2 separate regions of the Homo sapiens genome follow, and region 2 is linked to region 1. Evidence: read pairs that join two places in POLR2A ChIA-PET (ENCODE). Cell type or tissue: MCF 10A. All regions are shown on one strand. Links, peaks and the distances in the headings refer to the core of each region. The heading gives the core; the rest is flanking DNA.

Evidence for each region. ChIA-PET counts read pairs that join two places held together with the same protein. Peaks named below come from ENCODE experiments on the same cell type or tissue, not always from the same donor. Only the 100,000 strongest peaks of a DNase experiment are listed, where the experiment ranks them.
Region 2: POLR2A ChIA-PET joins it to region 1 with 6 read pairs; 5 of 35 experiments call an interaction of 5 or more read pairs at or near these places.

Annotation. Positions count from the first base shown.
Region 1 is chr5:91,217,286-91,222,669 of GRCh38, forward strand. The region is part of intron 3 of LOC107986432 (a long non-coding RNA gene); the gene reads right to left. Among named protein-coding and RNA genes, the nearest start is that of LUCAT1, 94 kb to the right of the region's middle. In MCF 10A, for the core only: no CTCF peak of the experiment used is centred there; a DNase peak (open chromatin) is centred at 2,016.
Region 2 is chr5:91,144,227-91,149,610 of GRCh38, forward strand. The region is part of intron 87 of ADGRV1 (adhesion G protein-coupled receptor V1); the gene reads left to right. Among named protein-coding and RNA genes, the nearest start is that of LUCAT1, 170 kb to the right of the region's middle. In MCF 10A, for the core only: no CTCF peak of the experiment used is centred there; DNase peaks (open chromatin) are centred at 2,255 and 2,875.

The DNA of each region.
Region 1 (5,384 bases), core at 97-5,096:
GGGATTGGTATCTACAACAGCAAATTGATAAGCTGTAGGGAAAATTCTTTCCCTCTGGCTTTCTTGCTGGTTTTCTCTATTTCTCCCTTCCTCATCTATTCCTTCTCCCTCTCCCTCCCCATCTCCAACCCATGGTTCCTCATCTCTTCTCCCTGTGTGTTTTTCCTTCTTCCTCTATGTGTGCTGTTCTCTGCCGGTCCATTCGCGAGATAGGCCTGGCTTCCTGTAGCTCCAGGGAATCTCTTCATTTCAAACAACCAGTAGTTAACTGGTATTCTTGTCCCAGGTCCAAACTCTCAAGTTGAAATATTTAGTTGGCCTAGCCTAGATCAGGTGTCCACCATGGTTCCATGAGATCTGGTCAGTTAGTTCCATCTAACTGCCAAGGTATCTACTTTTGTTGGGGAGTTGGGAGAGACACCAAGTAGCAGAAAGGGGAATTACGGACTAAACAAGCAGCTTCATTTAGTTCTACAACCCTTTGCAACCTTGTCCCAGGCTCTTGCGTGGTGTCCTTAGTCTCCAGCCCCTATCCCAAGAGTTTTCAACCTCTTACAACACTGTTTCTCACGGTGTTGTCCAGGTCGCTTGCATCAAAGTGTGTTCATTAAAAATGTGGATACCTAAGCCCCTTACTCCAGACCTATTCCAGAAGCCTTGTGTGTTAAATACACCTTAGGGACTGGTTTGAAAATCTCAGTGCTAAGAAGACTGTATTGGAAAACTCACTCTGAGTTTTGAATAAACTTTTGAAATAATAATTATAGATATAATTATGATATTAATAGATAATATTTATTAAATATTATAATAATAATCCTATAAATAATTATGTTATATAATTATAGATAATATATATTATTTTATAAATAACTATTATAGATAATATTTATTATAAATAATTATTATTACAGATATTTATTATAGATAATAAATGTAAAACACTAGTTATAAAAAGTATATAGCACTCTCTAGATTAAAAGGATATTTATTTTTGAATTTCAGAAAGTACAGAGAAGTTGCTATTATGCCAAAAGTAATATGCAGAATTTTCTTCTTTATTTACATGCCATACCATTTACTTTGTGCATCCACAATTCCTATTAAGTCTGTAAGGAGCCCAAGAAATCTGCATTAGTGTTTATCACATTTCTGGCTTTTTCACAGCCATCTTGATGAGTCCCTATTCTGAGTTTATTTTCTCTTCATTTCTAGCTCTATCTAGATAATCCTAACATGTTTATCTCAATACAACTATGTACTAGGTCTCAACATCAAATGCCACTGCCACTCTCCTATGAAAGTCATCTACAACAAAACTTACGCTAGTCCTCCTTACCTACGGATTGATCATCAGTACACACTCATTTTCTCTGACTAAATTCTCTCCTTCACTATTTCTCCAAGCTTGTGCTTCTCAAATTTGGATACATACATTTCCAGGGAGGTATAATTTTAGATCAGGAGCCATAAGACAATGTTTCTCACTGGAGCATTTATTTAAGTGAGGATTTGGATGATTAAATAACTTAACTGGAAAGCAACTATATGAGTTATTTTTGTCTTAAATAAGACCTGGATATGTTAAATAGAAAGATACAAATTTACATTAAATTTTAAGAAAAAAGGTGGGCCTTCAAAAAATATGTGCTATGTCCTCCAAGTTCCCAATCTTGGGTGCCTTATTTACTTGATAATATGTTATCAGTTTAGCTGATCTTCTTGAAACACACACATTCAACAACTATGCAAGTACTAGTTTAAACGATAAGAAAAGCTTGCAGAAAAATGTCAGTCAGGCCCAGCATATCATCTCCCCTTTCTATCTCATTCTAACTGAATCCCAAGGGTCGCTGGTTTTCAAGGGGTTGGGTCAGAGCCAAAAGAAAGCAATTTCATTTTCAAGTAAGTGTAGCATTCAGTAGATCTTGAGCAAAGTAAATATCCTCGGAGCTGGTTTCATAATAGGTTCCTCCTATGAAGACTGGCTCCAACCAGTTCTTGGGAAACGTGCTTACAGACAAGAATTGCCCAACTGATTTCAGTAGACAAGAAAGTACACAGGGCAGCAGAGGTCAAGCCAATGACTGTACAGCCTATACACATCTTTATGGATAAATTAATCCCCAAAACAATGGCACATACTTACTTAGTATTAAGACTTAGATAACACAATCTAAAGAGCTCAAGGCATTCTTCATAAAAACTTAAAAGTAAACAATGATGTTCATTCTTTTCTGGCTGACAGGGTGAAAATTACCTCCATGGGGCTTGGCCATACAGATAGCTTGAGTAGACAGCTGCCCACACAGTGTAATTTGAGGGGAGCCACAAGGTTCTGTCTGTTGGAAAACATATTCCCCTTTGATTTCTCAGAGCATAGCCTTCCCCAGATTCCTGGCTTCCATTCTCACCATTAGTCACCAGAGTTAGATACTAAGTAGAAGCAGTACGTCCATAAAGTCATTGCGGAAATGTATACTTAAATGACCTGAGAGGGGCATTGGGTTTTTTCCCATTTATACAATAAAACACATTCACACATTAACATGGATTAGTTTACCTTGGTTAATTGTCAATCTGGAAAGCAAATGCTAGGATTCTGATGGCATGTGACATAAAATAGTAAGCTTTTGATGACAATTGAGGCATGGGTTTCATGGGAATCAGAAGACCTGGTTGGGCCCAGCAGAGGGCACTCTAGGAAACCAGCACAAGAAGATTAGACACAACATAGTAGAGATAGACTTACTAAATTTAGCTTTTTATTCCTTTGTAATTTTTGCTAAGCCAGCCCCGACCACCACAAAGCAAATAGGACCACTTTAAAGTTAACTGGTCATGAGTAGAGTGCCCAGGAGGCAGCAAATTGCTTCTGAATTCTGAAAGTGCCAAAACAATCGTCATCATCATCATCATCACCACTACTAAAAGCCATATACATTTCTCAATAGCTTCTGGTAGAATCAATCGCTTTCATCCCTCTGGTGGGTAATATAAAGGAGCTGGCAGAAAACATGGAGAAAGAGAATTAGAAAGGCCAGAGGAAACTCACAACTGATAAGCAGAGGCTGGGGATGGTAGTAAAAAGACAGCTAAGGCTGAACACAGAGGTTCATGCCTATAATCCTAGCACTTTGAGAGGCCAAGGCAGGAGGATCACTTGAGCTTGGGAGTTCAAGACCAGCCTGGAGCCAGGCGCGGTGGCTCACACCTGTAATCCCAGCACTTTGGGAGGCCAAGGTGGGTGGATCACCTGAGGTCAGGAGTTTGAGAGCAGCCTGGACAACGTGGTAAAACCCTGTCTCTACTAAAAATACAAAAATTAGCCGGGCATGGTGGTGCGTGGCTGTAATCCCAGCTACGTGGGATGCTGAGGCAGGAGAATCGCTTGAACCTGGGAGGCAGAGGTTGTAGTGAGCCGAGATTACGCCACTGCACTCCAGCCTGGGTGACAGAGTGAGACTCTGTCTCAGAAAGAAAGAAAGAAAGAAAGAAAAAGAAAGAAAGAAAGAAAGAAAGAAAGAAAGAAAGAAAGAAAGAAAGAAAGAAAGAAAGAAAGAAAGAAAGAAAGAGAAAGAAAAAAAGACCAGCCTGGACAACATAGCGACACCCCATCTGTACAAAAAATACAAAAATTAGCCAAGTGTGGTGGTGCACACCTGTAGTCCCAGCTACTAGGAAGGCTGAAGTGGGAGGACTGCTTGAGCCCAGGAGGTCGAGGCTGCAGTGAGCCGAAATTACACCACTGCACTTCAGACAGGGTGACAGAGCGAGACCCTGTCAAAAAAAAAAAAGACAGCTAAGATAACATCGTCACTGATTGCCACGTAAAGTAGATTGCTGGAATGGCTACAAAATTCTTTTACTATCTGACACTGGTTTGTTCACATACCTGTAAAGTATTTATAGAAATTCACAGATAGATCAGGTAGAGCCAGATCAGTTAACTCTTAGAGAGCCAGAGGACACTTTCTCCACACAGCAAATCAAATTGTTCCTGAGGAAAAGCATGGAGTTCACTTTAGGTACACAAAGATAATCCCAACATAGACTTGACAGTGTGCTTGCTGTAAAAATGAGTTTTGAAAAATTATCAAAAAAATTAATAATCAGTGATCATGTAGAGCAAAACACAGGTATCCAACACATTAGGTTAATGCAAAAGGAATTGCGGGTTTTACCGTTTTAAAAGTAATACAGCAAGGCCAGGCGCAGTGGCTTATGCCTGTAATCCCAGCACTTTGGGAGGCCGAGGTGGGTGGATCACTTGAGGTCAGGAGTTCGAGACCAGCATGGCCAACATGGTGAAACCCTGTCTCTACTAAAAATACAAAAATTAGCTGGGCGTGCTGGCGGGTGCCTGTAATCCCAGCTACTGGGGAGGCTGAGGCAGGAGAATCACGTGAACCCACGAGGCGGAGGTTGCAGTGAGCTGAGATTGCACCACTGCACTCCAGCCTGGGTGACAGAGTGAGACTCCATCTCAAGAAAAAAAAAAAAAAAAAAAGCCAGTTGCACCTATAATCCCAGCTACTCAGGAGGCTGAAGTGGGAGGATCGCTTGAGCCTAGCAGTTTGAGGCCAGCCTGGGGAACAAGGTGAGACCCCCATCTCCAAAGTAACAAGAATAATAATAATAAAAATAATAATTTGTCTTTAACAATGATCCTATCTTCTGACCTAAACCAATATAAAAGTGTTAATCTTTGATGAGAGAAGAGGATATAGGGAAGGTCAAGGGCTAGAATTGTCCCTGTCACTGTATTTATTATACCTTTTGTTGTTTATCTTGCTCCACTGTACTGTATACATTTTCTGTGTGCAGAGACAAAGTGCTTGGGCTTGGTAAATGCTCAGTAAACATTGATTGATTGAATAAACACAATACTTTACTTAGGGCTGAGGTAGAACTTGAGTGATAGCACAATTGGAGGTGATAGGAGGAAATCTAGTCAGGCTGATGGAACTTGGTGCACAGTATGTGTGCTTACGGGCAACAGGTATCAGTGATATCCAAAAAAGAAGTTCTCGACAAGCCATTGGTCAAATGGCAGAAGCCCAAATATGGGAAATCCAGAAGTGGCAGCACGCAAAAGTACATGTACATGGAGAGATAGAATTAGGAAAATCTGTCAGCCAATAGCCAAATCCCGCCATTGGATTGGTGTCAGAGGAGATTACAGTCATTGAGAAGGCATCCACATCAACAAGGCAGAGGCCAGGTTCTAGAATATAAAGTTATCAAGATAGAAATACAGATGTTTTTAGAAGTGGGAGCTTCCAAAACCAGGTTAAACGGAAGCAGTGGTTCGGTTTCATTAAGAAGGAAAGCAATAGTAGCAGTCTGGCAACAGATGTTATTGGTCCATTTTACAGATCAGA
Region 2 (5,384 bases), core at 207-5,206, 73 kb before region 1:
ATCTCCGCAGTAGCCACTCCAGATGGGCCATCGCTACCATCAATAGTGGGTATGGTCAATCCAAATATTACTGAGGACACTTTCTTGTTTGTTTTTAGAGGCAGGGTCTGGCTCTGTTACCCAGGCTGCAGTGCAGTGATGCAAACATGGCTCACTGCAGCCTCAACCTCTTGGGCTCAAGCAATCCTCCTGCTTAGCATCCTGAGTAGCTGGGATGGCAGGTGTGTGCTACCATGCCTGGCTAATTTCTTTTTTATTTTTTGTAGAGATGGGGTCTCTAGGTTGCCCAGGCTAGTCTCAAACTCCTGGTCTCAAGTGATCTTCCCACCTTGGTCTCCCAAGCCACTGGGATTACAGGCATGAGCCACCACGCCCAATCTAACAAAAGACTTTTGAAAGCATTTTTTATGATTATAGTAGGAGAGCCAACAAAATAATCAAAATGGTAATGCATAGAAAGAATTCCCTTCCCTGTAAGCTTTCACTAGGTAAAGAATAGGAAGAACAGATGGATTATATAGGTCCAGCTTCTAAAACAGTTAAGCTGTTATATTGTAAGGTATTGTTGTATTTGTGAGTAACTTGAGATTAGGAGCCAAATATTTTATCCTTACGTCTCAGTGCTTGCCAATGCACGTAGTGGGTGATCAGCAATATTGGATTAAATAATTGAGAATCCAGATTCTCTCTTATAATTCTTTCACAGACTGGCATACAAAAGGGAGCCTGAGATTTAACATGCAGTGTTTGGAACGGGGACTTGTTTTTATCCTGAGGTCAGAAACCTCCACAGCTGAGTACTTTGGATAATGAAAGTCCATTTTCTATATTTGCCCAGCTTGGGCTGGACACAGGCAAATGTCATACAATCTGCGTTTAAACATTCTTTTCTTTCCATTTTAAGCATTTGTGTTTCCTGCAGCACATCTAAAAGATTCACAATATTTACTGTATATTTCTATGCTTTTAAGAAAAAAAAACATGCAGCTTTCACATGCAAGTTATTTTCAGCAGGCAGTTCCTTTCCTGAAACACAAAAGGCTAGATATAAAAACAAACAAGAGGGAGAATACACTGTTTTAACAAATGGGTCCTCAGAGATGGATTTTAAAGCATGGATTTTGTTTCCCGATCTAGCTTTTACCCTATCACTTCACAACACTGAGAGAAATCCTGAAATAAATCAGTAACGTTTGCACAATTTTTAAGGCTGACAGTTTTATTTTTTTCCTGTTTTGTCTATTGCTGTAGCCAATTTAATTAGGTCATACCCATGTGAAAAGTTTGTTGTACAAGAAAAATTTTGGATGTGTGTGAGTATTTTCAGGAAGATTTGTTTCTGCTAATGTTCATGATGTCCTTTGCACATGAAACTAATTCACTTATTATCATACACAATTTAGAATATTATTATTGTTTCCAAAAAAAAAAACAACTCTAATTCAAGGGGAAATACATGTTTGTTTACTTTTAGATCATGGTTAGAGCAATTACACTTTATTTTTAGCAGATAAACCACTGATTTTAAAACATATTTTTTTAACAATACAGATTAGATGCCAACCCAAGAAGGGATCATTTGAGTAGAAAGGGGAGAAAGGACTAAATTATAATAGTATTCCAGAAGTGGCAGCAGAAATCAAACACTAGCCTACATACCTAGAGCATTGCCCTCTAATTTCACTTTTATAAAAGTTGTTTGTAATTCTTAGGTCCTGGGTATTTTCTAATAGACTTTTTATGATTATACCAACAGAGGTAAGTTTCAGGCCCACAAGAAAGTTATTGCTTCTACACTCCCAGAAATGTTAAGAACCACGGGAGAATGCCATTTTTCGCAAAATGAAGATACTTATTCATGTTTTCTGAAAAATCTTGATGTTAACTCCTTTTCCTCTTTAATGAGCTGAATGCCTTGCTTTTATTTTTATGTATTTAATAATTTTAGTAACTATTTAATTGAGATTCTTACTTGCTTCCGAAACATCAGGATAAATAGATACAAGAGGCACAATTTAACATATTTTATTGGCTGAACATAAAGGTCACAATTACCAAGCTTTATAGACACACCATTAGAAGTATACAGTAGATCCTTTGTAGAGACCATGAATGAGAGCCAGTGTAGGCGATGTCAGGAACAGCAATACAAATTTTGAGTTGCTGTCTGTGACGAAAGCCCAGCAATTGTCAAGAGTTTGACTGGGTCGCAAAAGAATTTAAAGGGCCAGCAGCTCTTTAAGAATGCATGCGTTAGCTTTATCCTTATGTAACATTTACTGTGAGGCAAGGCATGCCAAATATTAAGCAATCTACTGAATTCTGCTGAGTCCCTACCCAGTGATTCTATTTTCAAATGAGATAAGTAGGTGAGATATACAAATGAAATCAGAGGCTTGATTAATGCTGCCCATCCAGAAATCTACAATGTGAATGGATCACTATTAGTACCCCAGTTTCAGCATTTTCCTAAGAAAAAATGGAAATAAGTGAAATAGATGGGAAAATATGGTACTTTTTTGGAAGTTAAGAAGTTTGCTTTCTAAAACAAAATGTACATAGCTAATCAGATATACTTCTGCAATTCTGTTTTCATGTATTAATAAAGCTAGATTTCAGCATCACTTAAGTTTTTACCAAGAAAAGAATTTGAAGCTGGGCATGGTGGCTTGCACCTGTAATCCCAGCCCTATGGGAGGCCAAGGTGGGCATATCTCTTGAGCTCAGGGATTCAAGACCAGCCTGGGCAACATGGCAAAACCCCATCTGTACAAAAAATAAAAATAAAAAACTAGCCAAACATGGTGAAACACGCCTGTGGTACCAGCTACTGAGCAGGCTAAGGTGGGAGTATCGCTTGAGCCTGGGAGGCAGGTTGCACCACTGCTGTGATTGCACCACTGCACTCCAACTGAACTCCAGTCTGGGTGACACAGCAAGACCTTGTCTTAAAAAAAAAAAAAAAAAAAAAAAGATTTGTTAGTGAGATGTCAGTTTTCCTAAATTACATTGACTAAATTTTTTGTGACATTCAAAATTTGCCATGGTCTCTTGCTAGATTCCTAACATGTTCTGTAAATTCTCAGCTTTTAGTAGAATTTGAAGAATGCTTGTGGAAAATCAACAATGCTTTCAACCATTGGTATGGTTTGGTTCTATGTCCCCACCCAAATCTCGCCTTGGATTGTAATAATCCCCATGTGTCAAGGGCAGGACCAGATGGAAGCAGTTGGATCATGGGGGCAGTTTATCCCATGCTGTTCTCATGATAATGAGTGCATCTCATTAGATCTGATGGTTTCATAAGCATCTAGCATTTCTCCTGCTTGCACGCATTCTCTCTCCTGCCTCCCTGTGAAGAGGTGCCTTCTGCCATAATTGTAAGTTTTCTGAGGCCTCCCCAGCTGTGTGGAACTGAGTCAATTAAACCTCTTTTCTTTATAAATTACCCAGTCTCGGGTATTTCTTTATAGCAGTGTGAGAACAGACTAATACAGTAAATGGGTACCTCAGAGAGTGGGGTGCTGCTATAAAGCTATCCAAAAATGTGGAAGCGCCGTTGGAACTAGGTAACAGGCAGAGGTTGGAACAGTTTGGAGGGCTCAGAAGAAGACAGGAAAATGTGGAAAAGTGTGGAACTTCCTAGAGATTTGTTGAATAGCTTTAACCAAAATGCTGATAGTGATGTGGACAATGAAATCCAGGCAGAAGTGGTCTCAGATAGAGACAAGGAACTTGTTGGGAACTGGAGTAAAGGTGACCCTTGCTATGCTTTAACAAAAAGACTGGTGTCATTTTACCCCCTCCCTAGAAATCTGTGGAACTTTTGAACTTGAGAGAGATAATTTAGGTTATCTGGCGGAAGAAATTTCTAAGCAGCAAAGCATTCAAGAGGTGACAAAGCATAAACGTTTGGAAAATTTGCAGCCTGACGATGCAGTAGAAAAGAAAAACCCATTTTCTGGGGAGAAATTTGAGCTGGCTGCAGAAATTTGCATAAGTAATGAGGAGCCAAATGTTAATCGCCAAGACAATGGGGAAAATATCTCCAGGCCATGCTAGAGACCTTCACCGCAGCCCCTCCCATCACAGGCCCGGAGGCCTATGAGAGAAAGATGGTATCCTAGACCTGGTCCAGGGCCCCGCTGCTGTGTGCCATGTGTGCAGTCATGACTCTAAGGGGCTAAGGTACAGCTCAGGCCATTGCACCAGAGGGTGCAAGCCCCCACCCAGCCTTGGCAGCTTCCACATGGTGCTGGTCCTGTGGGTACACAGAAGACAAGAATTGAGTTTGGGGACCTCTGCCTATATTTCAGAGGGTATATGGAAATGCCTGGACACCCGGGCAGAAGTTTTCTGCAGGGGTGGAGCCCTCATAAAGAACCTCTGGTAGGGCAATGCAGAAGGGAAATTGGGGTTGGAGCCCCCACACAGAGTCCCCACTGGGGCACTGCCTCAGTGAGAAGAGGCCCACCATCTTCTAGACCCCAGAATGGTTTATCCACAAACAGCATGCACTGTGTGCCTGGAAAAGCCACAGACACTCAAAGCCAGCTTGTGAAAGCAGCTGGGAGGGGGTCTGTAATGTGCAAAGCCACAGGGGTGGAGCTGTCCAAGGCCGCGGGAACCCACCTCTTGCATCAGCGTGAACCTGGATGTAAGATATAGAGTCAAAGATCATTTTTTGACTTTAAGGATTAATGACTGCCCTATTGGATTTTGGACTTGCATGGAGTCTGTTGCCCCTCTGTTTTGACCAATTACTCACATTTGGAATGGGTGTATTTACCCAATGTCTGTATCCCCATCATATCTAGGAAGCAACTAACTTGCTTTTGATTTTACAGGCTCAGAGGTGGAAGGGACTTGCCTTGTCCCAGATGAGACTTTGGAGTTGGACTTTTGGGTTAATGCTGGAATGAGTTAAGACTTTGGGAGACTGTTGGAAGGACATGATTGTGTTTTGAAATGTGAGGACATGAGATTTGGGAGTGCCCAGGGGCGGAATGATATGGTTTGGCTCTGTGTTCTCCACAACTCACCTTGAATTATAATAATCCCCATGTGTCAAGGGCAGGACCAGGTGGAAATAATTGGATCATGGAGGCAGTTTTCTCTGTGCTGTTCTCATGATAATTAGTGAGTCTCATGAGATCTGATGGTTTTATAAGCGTCTGGCATTTCCCCTCCTTGCACTCATTGTTTCTCCTGCCACCCTGTGAAGAGGTGCCTTCCACCATGATGTTAAGTTTCTTGAGGCCTCCCCAGCCATGTGGAACTGTGAGTCAATTAAACCTCTTTTCTTTATAAATTACCCAGTCTTGGCTGGGCACGGTGGCTCACACCTGTAATCCCAGCACTTTGTGAGGCTGAGGTGGGTGGCT